Regions from separate parts of the Homo sapiens genome. Here region 1 is linked to region 2. Evidence: chromatin contacts called from ENCODE Hi-C or POLR2A ChIA-PET data. All regions are on one chromosome and are shown on one strand. Each heading gives the region's core, a stretch centred on a gene start or an enhancer-like site at or near the end of the contact. The rest is flanking DNA. Distances are from core to core; before and after follow the strand shown.

Region 1 (5,844 bases), core at 935-3,434, 73 kb before region 2:
AACCCTTGAGGTGCCTCTTCTGGAGGGAGCACTTATTAGGACATTGGGACTCTATGTAGGGAACTGCACCTTCCTCCTGGGCTTTCCAAACAAGTCCCATGTTTGTTTCAAGGGGGCACTGCAGTTCCCTCTTTATGTCAAACCCAAGTGTTCACAAGCTACCTCTTCCCCATATACATGGTAGCACAGCTAGCTCTGAGATGAAATAATCAAAAAGTCTTTACTAATGGCTGGGGGTAACAAAATGGAAAAGCACAAAGCATATATAAAATCTAGCTCATCCCTCTAGTAAAATATTGCTTATTTCTCTTCAGTTGGCAAGCACCATAGCACTCACCTCCTCCTCCCTTCTCTCCCTCACCTCAGCATGAAAGCCACCACCCTCAACATCCCCCATGCAGGGTGTAATCCCAGACACTGTCATTCCTCAGAGTCTGCAGAGTACTAGCAAAAAGACAGGGTGGAGTTCTCTCCATCCCCATGGTTTGGTTCCTAAGAATCTGTCTCTTTCCAAAATGATAGACGCCAGGAATAATCTCTCCCTACAGACAGGACCAAGCCTACCCAGAGGGGTCTATCTTAATCTCACAGGCCCCAGCAGGGTAGCCATGTCAGAACACCCCACAACACAACCTTGACATTCACATAAAAGATGCTCACATGCAGTTACAGGGTATGGCTACTCTGCAGCAATCTGGCATTATTCCCATATTTGTGCCCATCAATTTCTATCACTTTCTCTGGTACCTTGCAGATGCTCATAACTCTCATCCCAACACAGCACCTAGCAGAGGGGAATTGCTACGGATTGGCAGTGAATTTGTACAAGCAGACAGGACAGAGCAGAGCAGCACAAGGCAAGAGTTCAGCACGCCCATTCTGGAGCCAGATGGTTTGAGTTTAAATCCCACCATCTGCCAGTTATCCAACTCCGAGAAAATTAATTTAAATTTTTTTCAGTTTCTTGTCCCATAATATGCAGAGTTGATTATGATGATGGTGATGATGATGATAGGACAGTCGTAAGAAACAGTAAAAATAAACCATGCTGGCTGAGTGTGGTGGCTCACACCTATAATCCCAGCATTTGGGAGGCCGAGGTGGAAGGATCACTTGAAGCCAGGAATTTGAGACCAGCCAGGGCAACATAGTGAGACTCTATCTCTACCAAAAAAAAATTTTTTTTAATTAGCCAGGCACGATGGCACAGGCCTATAGTCCCAGCTACTCGAAAGGCTGAGGTGGGAGGATTACTTGAGTCCAGAAGTTCAAGGTTACAGTGAGCTATGATCATGCCACTGTACTCCAGTCTGGGTGACAGAATGAGACTCTATCTCTATAAAAAACAATAACAAAATAAACCACGCAAAGCACCTCACTTATAGTAAACACTCAAATACCATTGTCATTAGACAACAACTGCAACTTCAGAGCCAGTCCAAGCCACTGACTGGTTGAACTCATTTTAGTCACTGGCCTTCTCTGCACTTAGCTCCTTAGCTGAGAAGTGATGTTCCTATCCTTAGTATGTTAAGCTGCCATGAAGAAAACTTTATTACAATTACATTTAGACTGTCTACCATGAGCTCATAAAGTATACCATCTAATTATCACTCAGAGGAGTCCTGTGAGAGACCAGCAGTCTGAGTTGCCCACAGTGCTCTAGTGAAACCCACGAAGCTCACAGTAAGAGCCACCAGCACTTAGCTGGAGAAGAAATGCAGAAAGGAGCACAAAGAATATGTTGCTTTGTCTTCTGAGTAAAAAGAGTCTCCTAATAGCAAAGTCTGAACAAGCTCCCTCCTCAATAGAGGCTCTATGTGTTCCACAGCCTTGAATTTTGGCCAATGGTTGACCATGGCCATGCCTGCCCATACTGTCTCCATAACTTTGTACTGAATCTATCATCCTGTGACTGTGGGCATTTGGACCCTCCTTCTTTCAACGAGAAACAAGTTTTGGGGAAGGCACTAAATCCACATGGTTGTGAAGGCAGAAATCACAGCAGGGTCACTCTAGTTGTGGGTGAACACTGAGCATTTCTGCCTCAGAGCCCTCTCTGGCTTCGCACTTAGGAACAAATGCTGAGTGGTTTAATCTCAGCTTACCCATGAATGCATACAAAATCTAATATGTGGCCACTTCTGCTTTCTGACTTTCAGTTCCCTTTATTGTTTTGGATAAGTCCTCCCTGTGTCATGTCACATGAGCTTACTAGTGACAGTCACATCATGTGATACCTTGCTGTGCTTCGGATGCTGAGAGGGGCCATAGAAAAGGTGAAGGCCACGCTCCAGCAGCATACTTCCCCAACACTGAGAATGAAGGTGACAAGAATCTGCTTTGGCTTCCCCTAGACAAGCAGATAAACACGTAGCACAAAGAGACAGGTCCCCTTCTATAGAAGCTCTGCACAATAACTCCATTGAGGGTTCACAGAGAATTTCTCAATCCATCATTTATTTACTCCTCACAACTTTGGACTTGCTTCCACTCCATCAAAACAGTAGTGTGGGCCGGGCACGGTGGCTCACATCTGTAATCCCAGCCCTTTGGGAGGCCCAGGTGGGCGAATCACGAGGTCGAGAGATCAAGACCATCCTGGCCAACAGGGTGAAACCCCATCTCTACTAAAAATACAAAAAATTAGCTGGGCGTGGTGGTGTGTGCCTGTAGTCCCAATTACTTGGGAGGCTGAGGCAGGAGAACCACTTGAACTCGGGAGGCGGAGGTTGTATGGATCACCCATCTGTCAGGCTCTTGACCTAAGTCCCTGTGGACTCTTATACTCACCTCTACCCCCTACCTCCGGGGTCACACATGGACTTTGTCACCAATGGAAACTACTTCACCTCCAAAATCACTCATTCCAGCATCCTACTCCAAGATGACAACCTCCTCTCCAAGCACCTTTCTTGTTTATGGGCTCGCCACATTTCACCCACAATCCTGCCACCCCCAGCAAATCAAACTGTTTTAACTTTTTTGTTTTTATGTCATCATACTCACAGAGAAGTTATAGTTTAGGGGGGGTGTGTGTGTGTGTGTGTGTGTGTGTGTGTGTGTGTGATTTTGTTTTTTTCTCTACTATGATTTTTTCCCCTGTATTTATTTTATTTTCTTTCTTGTTTATTTGTCAAGCCCATTAGGACCTCCAGTTCCTTCATCCCCTATGAGTGCTTTCCTTTCTTCACTTCCCTCCTAACCTACCCTGGGTCTCTCGCCCTTCATGTCAGCAACCCTCTGCCAGAGTCCTCAATTCCCTTGGCCCTCTCTTTTTACCGTTCCCACTTTACAAAAGCCCCCATATTTCTAAATGGAGTGTTATGGGTATTTTAGGCAAGACAATTCTCTGTTCCGTAGGGCTGCTATGCAGAGCAGAGCATTTAGCATCCTAGCACCTGGGCACTAAGTCTCAATAGTGTCCTCCATCATCATAACAACAAAAAATCCCCCACAACTTCCAAATTCCCATTGCCTCCAGTCCAGAGCCCTGGAAGAAAGCAACCCCAGCTCACCCCAATTCCCTGGGCCACTGTGGCACAGGCAGGGATGGCTCCATGGGCAGGAAGATATGTCAGTCAGGATTCTACCAGAGAAACAAAACCAGGGTATACATGTTAAGACACTGATTTCAAGGAACTGGCATATGCAACTGTAGGGACTGGCTAGGAAAGTTCAAAAACCACAGGGCAGGCTGTCAGGAAGGTCAGGCTAGAAATCTTGGGCAGGAGCTGATGCTGCTGTCCACAGACTGAAATTCTTCTTCAGGGAAACCTGGATTCTGCTCTTAAAGCTTTTCATCTGATTGAATCAGGCCCATCCAGATTATCTAGGATAATCTTCTTTACTTAAAGTAAACTGATTATAGACTTTAATCACCCCTACAAAATGCCTACACAGCAACACCCAAGTCAATCTCTGACTGAGTAACTGGGCACTATACTATAGCCAAGTTGATACATAGAACTGACCATCATGGGAGACCATATAATTTACCATTCAAACTGAGACACTCTTAAGAATGAAAGGGGGAGCTACTCATAATAACGCCAGGAAAACGATAAACTCAAACAGTCACAGGCAAGTTAAAACATAGAATCACCATATCTATGGGGTACCAAAATCTGCCTTACAAAGTCCCCTGTGTCTTACCAGGGCTCAGGAAGCAACCAAATACTCTCCCACATAGTGGAAGACGTCAAAGCCATTTTATATGATCTAGCAGACTGGAAGGGCCTCAAACTCATGAAAAGGGAGGCTGCAGCATGAAGGCCTGTGAAGAATTTTCAGTCTAGCATCTTCCCAATTTATGCAGCCTAAAAAGCTCTCAACAAAGTTAGCAATGACCTGTACATAACTAGGAGGGAGCAGCAGACAGTGGCGATTAAGGATATGGGATCTGGAGCCATATTCCCTCAATTCAAATTATTTACTGTGTGACTTTGGGCAAGTTACATATGCTGTCTGTGCCTCAGTTTCCTTATCTGGAAAATGAGGATAATGAGTTACATTCACAAAAGATGTGTTAGAATAGTTGCCAGTAATGTTAGCTATCACCACCATTACATCAAACAGACCTAGTCTATCTGTCCTGTCAGCAGCATTTGACAGTGTTAAACATGTCCTCTTTTTTGAAACACTCGTTCCTTGGCTTCTGTGAAACATACTCTCCTGACTTTCTTCCTAACTCTCTGGTCATTTCTTCTCAATCCACATCCATGAGTTCAATGACCATCGCCTGACCCTCCAATTCATATCTCCAGGTCAGACCACACTTCTAAGCTTCAGACCCTCATTTCTACCTGCCTACTTAACACTGCCTCTTGGATGTCTCAAAAGTTCTTGGATGTCTCAAAAGTCCAACATATCTAAGACTGAACTTATAATCTTTTTTCCCCACTGCAAAACTGGGTTCTCCTACGTGGTTCTCCATCTCACACAATGCTGCCATCATTCACCCTGTCCCCTAATCAGAAACCAAGGAAGCTGTCCCTTCCATCTCCCCCTGCATCTAGTTGACCTCCAAGTTCAGTCAATTTTATCTCCTAAATAGATATGTAAGAGATCTCAAAAGCATCCAGTCCTCACCTTCTCCACTGCCACCAACCAAGTTGAACATATTGTTATCTTTTGCCTTGACTATTGCAATGGATTGCAATGGCCTCTCAACATGTAACCTGTCTCCTTCTCAACCAATCCTCATTTGTAGACATCACACACACAACACACACACACACACACACACACACACACAGTTTAAAAATCTTCTGTCATCTCCCATTGCTACCAGGATAAACATGAACATCGTTGCTGTGGCCTGAAAACCCCCACCTGGTTTGGCCCTTGCTTGCTTTACCAGCTTCCCCTCATACTACTCTTCCCTTACTCTCTCAGCTCCAGTCATGCCGGCACGTTTTTCAGCCTCTTGACCAAAACACACTGCACACCTTCCCACCAAAGAAATTTGCACATGCTGTTTCTCCTGTTAGGAACACACTAATCCCACTCTTTAATGGGATATTTACCTGCTCCAAGTTCAAATTTGTTTTCCTCACAGAACCCTTCCCTAAACTGTTTTCCCACTCTACTCTCTCTCCCCCCTTTCATGTAGGTCAGACTCCCTTGCTGTACTCTCCCACAGAGCTATGCTCTTAACCCTTAGATTTAGAATGTACACTCAATTTGGAATGACACACTCAATGTGATTCCTTCATTGTCTCTGCTACATGGTTTGAGTGTGTCCCCCAAAAAGCATGTGTTGGAAACTTAATCACTAATGCAGCAGTGTTGGGAGGTAGGACCTAATGGCAGGCGTTTGGATCATGGGGGCTCCAACCTCAT
Region 2 (6,298 bases), core at 2,722-5,221:
AATGATCCAGGGTTTGTGAGCATCTGGCACTGGAATCAATCCAAAATCAATGTTTAAATAACAGTTACCTTCACCCCCAAATTGTCTCATTGTCTGACTGCTGAATTTGAATCAGGGCTATGGAGAATGCTGCTTTGTGGTTTACTATACAGTTTAAAAGTCACCATGCCTATACTGACAGCCCAACAAATACACACACAGAGAGAGATAACTTTAAAAAAAAAGAAAAAAAAAGAATTTGGAGTGTAGAAAACAGCTTGGTTGCATTTCTAGTGCACCAACCCCAGAAAACCCAGAGGCTTCAGAATTTGATGAGATTTTTGCAAAGTGTGTTTTCACTACAAAAATGAATTAGATGCCCCGAAGAGCTTCCTCTGTTCTTTGCTTGGCCAAGCACTTGCTGCAAACTTCCCTGAGGGGTTTACCCAATGGTGAGCCTGTAGGAGGAAAAACCAGGGCCCTGGGCTTATTTTTAAAGGAAAAAAAAAAGTAAAAGTTTAAAAAATAACCCCTCTTCATCCATCCTTAGAATTACACTTTCCAGTGAAGTCTAGTACCCTTTCCTGGTAGATATAATCCTAATTAAAAATAAATTACATGCTGTATAGAACTTGAAATGGACAAGATAATCCTATTACATATGAGAATATATCCTGATTTTCTTTCCCGCTAAACTGTGGGAGATATCAGATCAGTCTGAGCCCCCCATTGTCGCCTCTTTGAAAACTTTCCTGGAGCCCTAATCCATCACGTGACGCCCATGTCAATCTTGGTGTTTGCACGCGAGTTTCACAATGCCGGCATTAGGCTCGGTAACAGAAACCCAGCTTTGCGGAGCCCGCAACATTTGCATTCCGAGAAAACGCCGGCCATTGTGGAGCTGTGTTTGTTCTCAAGATTGCGAGACAGTTGCCGGCGAAGTTGCTAAAACCGAGAGAAAGGGGCTCCTTTGGGCCTGCCCAGACCTTTTGGTATGATAACAAGGCGATTCGAGCGGCTTTTGTGAGGCCTGATCAGCACCCGGGCGGGCGAGCTCCCCTCCCTTTCCCCTACTCCTCTCCAGCGCCACCTCCCCGGACATATTTTCCTTCCCGGGGAGTTGCTGCGGACGTTGATGTGCTATTTTAAATCGTATTTCCATAATCGAGTGGCTGTCCGCTGCCGGCCCGGAGCTCACGGTGTTCGCGTGCCTTCACACCTCCACCGCCGGCACGGAAAGACCTGTGCGCGCCGGTGGCGGCTGGAGGCTCGCGGCTCCCTTCCCGGGCTCCCCGGCTCCCAGCTCTCAGCCTCCCGGCGCCGCCGCCGTCGTGGCTACTTCCGATCGACGAGGGCCTGGCCGCGGAAAAAACACTTTAGACCTGCTACCAGCCACCCTACACCCCTCCTCCCGCCTCCTGGCTTTTGCCTGCCCCTACTCCCCTTTCCTTTTCCCACTTTCAAGCACGCCTTGGTTTATTTCAGCCTTGAGAATGAGCATGCTGACGCGGAAGCACTTTGAGTAGAAATTGCAAGTAGTTCCGAATCTCTGGCCAAGCGAAAAACCCAAACTTAGCGCGTGGCGGGGCTCCCGAGTCCAGCCCAGAACTGCGGGGTGCAGATGCGCAGGGGGCGCTGGCGCGAGGTCCGGGTCCCAGCCATTCGCGGCCGGGCTGTGCTCGCGGAAACCGCTGAAATCCCTTCCTTTGGGACTCCGGCCCCATTTCCACCCACTTTCCCCACCTTCCGGGTCCTCCGCCCGGCAGCAGCAGCGCCAGGCGGGCCTGACCTTGCCCTGGGTACGCCAGCGGAAGCGCTGAGGCCGCTGTCCACCAGCCAAGTTCTGAACCTGTTCCCGTCTGGGTCTCCGGGGGAAGAGGGGTGAGGAGAGATGACGTTAGCCTAGGGGCGCTAAAGGTCACCAGCCAGCCCCAGGTTGGGGTGGGAGTGTTGCGGGGCTCGGAAGGAAAATAGAAAGTTCCTTCGACTGCGTGTACCCCCCAAGGAATATCTCTTGGGCGGGGACGGTGGGAGGGCTACATACTAAATCGCACTTGGGAGATGGAAGACAGCGGAAGAAAGGGCTGCGATTTGGGCTCCTGTAGGGGGCGCTCCTCCTTCCACGTCCCCACGCGGCTGCAGATGCCTGGCCTTATTGCTTTTAGCATTCCCAAGACTACAAGGTGGAAGAGGTGGAGAAGGGAACCCAGAGACACACCCCTCTGAGGAAGTCTCCAGCCACTCATCATCCCCCTCCCCAGTCTTATAAGAGCTTGTATTTATGGATGGCTGGAGCTGCATGTTCCGCTCTCTGACAATTCCAAGCACCTCTCATCCCTGCCACCCAGCTCCCTGCTTGGTCTCCCTACTCCAAGGAAACTCCTGACCCTCTTCTGAAAAAAAACCCAAAACACACTCCCTCGAGTTTGAGGGAAAGGAAAACATGGATAGGACGCTGACAGCAGGACCAAAATCGGGATTCTGAAGAATGTTTACTGAATTCAATCTACTTACCAAACCTATCGCCTAAAAAGAAAAATTTCTTCCAGTGAGTGGCTTTTGTTTTTTACCTTTCCTCCTTCGTGTGTATTTGCATAGCCTGCTCAATAAAGCCCTTCAGTAAGAATCATTAAGAATCCGTCTTGTTGCAGATCCGAGCTCCATCTCCCTGGCCGTCAGGGATGGGAGGGGGCTATCTGTGGGGCAGCGCAGCGCCCGGCCAGCCCCAGGATCCGCCCAGCCCAGATTTTGGCAGTGCCGAAGCTCCACACTTTCCTAAGCAGATGGTTAAGTTCCCCCCACGTTCCTGCCAGGTTTCAACGTCACGCTGTGATTTTGTTCTTCTGGAACCGGACGAGTGTTGCTTCCCAGAGTGGCCCTATTAGAACAGAAAGAAAATCCTCTAAATAGGCGGAACAAGGCATCAGGAGGAAAAAGTTCTCTAAATGCACTTTAATACGAGCCGGGTATTGTGTGGAATTCAGCGCCCATCACCGTTTAGCCGGAGAGTTATGGCAGTGATTGGGGATGAATAGAGGAACATAATGGATACATGTGGCGTTTGCTCATTATATTCAAGTTAGTCCAACTCCGCTGTGGAAACTGTTCAACTTTCTCTCCCCTTAGCTTGTCACAGTGAAATAATACAGACATTGGGGCCTCCAATGGGATCGCCTGCCACACCATTCTATTTCCACTGCTAACGAGGGCTTCATAAGCCTTTGATACAGTCTGATCTTTGAAACCTTTCCAAATCTCCTCAAGCTTATGCTAAATCCTATTTGGAACTTTTTTTTCCTTGCCTGCTAGCTCCCAGGGCTTAAGAAGGCCACTTGGACAGTGACGTGCATACTAACATATCGCGGGGCTCTTTTCTGAAAGGGAAGTGGCAGCTCTGATCACTGGGGCTCACACGAGCAAAACACAATTGAGTACACAAATTTGAATAAAATCAATTTTCCCTTATCCTTCAGGCTTCTTAATCGAGAGGCTATTCCAGGCACCGTAGCTAGGAGAGAAGGAAAGCAGAGCCTCATTCAGCAGAGCAAGTCTGTGGGTAGGGGGCTGCAAGGGTTTGGAAGCGTCAGAGGTGCAAAATGCAGAGTGTGTGTGTTGGCAGGGGCTGGGGGAAGGCGGAATCAGGAGCCACTGGGGTGAAACCCCAGCGTGTTCGCACTTAGTTCTAGCCGCGGCACGGAGGGAGGCAGGCGACAATTAACAAAACCATCCGCTCCTTTTACTCCTGGAGCCCTGTGCCAACTCCTCTACATGCAGGGTGCTGACAAGAAAAGGGGGAAAAAGCAAAAGGAGTTAAACAAAAGAAAGATTCCCTAATTTTCCTTTCTTGTTTTCCCCTCTAAGCCTTTCCACATTAAAGGGATTGTCAGAGGCAGGCGGAGGGGCGACGCGAGGGGGAGGCGGCCATTGGCTACCCGGCTCGGGTGATTAGCATATCGGCGGCTATAAAGGCAAAGGCGGCGCGAGGCGGCGCAGCTTCTGTAAGAGACGGAGAGGCGCAGAGTGAGGGCGGGTCCGCGCGTCCTCAGAGCCCGCTGGAGGCTCGGAGCTGCTACCCGCAGACTTCTCCCGCACAGGGCTCGCAAAGAGCGTGATTCCGAGAGCCTGAGACTGACGCCCGACCTGGAAACCAGAGAAGACTTCCTTAGCCTTTCGGATCGCACTTGAGGCTGGAGGCATGAGTCCTGTGAGGCGTTGGGGCAGCCCCTGCCTTTTCCCCTTGCAGCTCTTCAGCCTCTGCTGGGTGCTCTCAGTGGCCCAGAGCAAAACAGTCCGATACAGCACCTTCGAGGAGGATGCCCCCGGCACGGTCATCGGGACCCTGGCCGAGGACCTGCATATGAAAGTATCGGGTGACACAAGCTTCCGCCTGATGAAGCAATTCAACAGCTCTCTGCTCCGGGTGCGCGAAGGCGACGGGCAGCTGACCGTCGGGGACGCCGGCCTGGACCGCGAGCGGCTGTGTGGCCAGGCCCCGCAGTGCGTGCTGGCCTTCGATGTGGTCAGCTTCTCGCAGGAGCAGTTCCGGCTGGTGCACGTGGAGGTAGAGGTGAGGGACGTCAACGACCACGCGCCGCGCTTCCCCAGGGCCCAGATCCCGGTAGAGGTGTCCGAGGGTGCGGCAGTGGGCACGCGCATCCCCTTGGAGGTGCCGGTGGACGAGGACGTGGGCGCCAACGGGCTGCAGACCGTGCGCCTGGCCGAGCCGCACAGCCCCTTTCGCGTGGAGCTGCAGACGCGAGCGGACGGCGCTCAGTGCGCAGACCTGGTGCTGCTGCAGGAGCTGGACCGCGAGAGCCAGGCCGCCTACAGCCTGGAGCTGGTGGCCCAGGACGGCGGCCGCCCGCCGCGCTCCGCCACGGCTGCCCTCAGCGTGCGCGTCCTGGATGCGAATGACCACAGCCCGGCCTTCCCGCAGGGCGCCGTGGCCGAAGTGGAGCTGGCGGAAGACGCGCCCGTGGGCTCCCTGCTTCTCGACCTGGACGCAGCCGACCCCGACGAGGGACCTAACGGCGACGTGGTGTTCGCATTTGGCGCCCGCACCCCGCCGGAGGCGCGCCGCCTCTTTCGGCTTGACCCGCGATCAGGCCGCCTCACCCTGGCCGGGCCCGTGGACTACGAGCGTCAGGACACCTACGAGCTGGACGTGCGGGCGCAGGACCGCGGACCCGGGCCCCGCGCTGCCACCTGCAAGGTCATCGTGCGCATCCGAGACGTCAATGACAACGCACCCGACATCGCCATCACCCCGCTGGCCGCCCCAGGCGCGCCGGCAACCTCACCCTTCGCCGCTGCCGCCGCCGCCGCTGCACTCGGGGGAGCGGACGCTAGCTCGCCGGCGGGAGCCGGGACGCCGGAGGCTGGTGCCACTTCGCTGGTGCCGGAGGGGGCGGCGCGCGAGAGCCTGGTGGCCCTGGTCAGCACCTCGGACAGGGACTCGGGCGCCAACGGGCAAGTGCGCTGCGCCCTCTATGGGCACGAGCACTTCCGGCTGCAGCCGGCCTACGCGGGCAGCTACCTGGTGGTGACCGCGGCGTCGCTGGACCGCGAACGCATCGCCGAGTACAACTTGACGCTGGTGGCCGAGGATCGCGGCGCGCCCCCGCTGCGCACAGTGCGGCCCTACACGGTGCGTGTGGGCGACGAGAACGACAACGCGCCGCTCTTCACGCGGCCGGTCTATGAGGTGTCGGTGCGCGAGAACAACCCGCCAGGCGCCTACCTGGCCACGGTGGCCGCCCGCGACCGGGACCTGGGCCGCAACGGCCAGGTCACCTACCGGCTGCTGGAGGCCGAGGTGGGCCGCGCCGGGGGCGCCGTGTCCACTTATGTCTCGGTGGACCCAGCTACCGGAGCCATCTACGCGCTGCGCAGCTTCGACTATGAGACGCTGCGCCAACTCGACGTTCGCATCCAAGCTAGCGACGGCGGCTCCCCTCAGCTTTCCAGCAGCGCCCTAGTGCAAGTGCGCGTGCTGGACCAGAACGACCATGCGCCAGTCCTGGTGCACCCGGCGCCAGCCAATGGCTCCCTAGAAGTGGCGGTGCCTGGGCGCACCGCAAAGGACACGGTTGTGGCCCGTGTGCAGGCCCGGGATGCAGACGAGGGAGCCAACGGGGAGCTGGCGTTCGAGCTGCAGCAGCAGGAGCCGCGCGAAGCCTTCGCCATCGGCCGCCGCACGGGGGAGATACTGCTCACCGGCGACCTCTCGCAGGAGCCACCCGGTCGCGTGTTCAGGGCGCTCCTGGTCATATCCGACGGCGGCCGTCCCCCGCTCACCACCACCGCAACTGTCAGCTTC

Evidence for each region. Hi-C counts contacts between places; a loop is a spot of excess contacts on that map. ChIA-PET counts read pairs that join two places held with the same protein, here RNA polymerase II (POLR2A). Pooled maps may share reads with other maps.
Region 1: a loop to region 2 is called in a map of ascending aorta, with 3 times the contacts of the local background. The contact joins the enhancer-like site here to the promoter of PCDH8 in region 2. A Hi-C loop is called at or near these places in 2 of 168 maps with a recorded cell type or tissue (ascending aorta and endothelial cell of umbilical vein), 15 of 37 single-sample maps with no recorded cell type and 6 of 50 pooled maps. POLR2A ChIA-PET finds 5 or more read pairs at or near these places in 3 of 52 experiments (B cell, IMR-90 and WTC11).

The regions. Positions count from the first base shown.
Region 1 is chr13:52,917,716-52,923,559 of GRCh38, reverse strand. No RefSeq gene overlaps it. Among named protein-coding and RNA genes, the nearest start is that of PCDH8, 72 kb to the right of the region's middle. RefSeq lists an enhancer at 2,359-2,408. Within about 2 kb of position 2,184, at least 2 of the 41 ENCODE cell types and tissues checked have a DNase peak (open chromatin) inside an H3K27ac peak, as active enhancers do.
Region 2 is chr13:52,846,313-52,852,610 of GRCh38, reverse strand. It overlaps PCDH8 (protocadherin 8), which reads left to right and starts at 3,971. Exons shown (of 3, transcript NM_002590.4): 1 at 3,971-6,298. The coding sequence starts at 4,175. RefSeq lists enhancers at 1,059-1,268, 1,943-2,237, 3,583-3,877, 4,008-4,897, 4,898-5,786.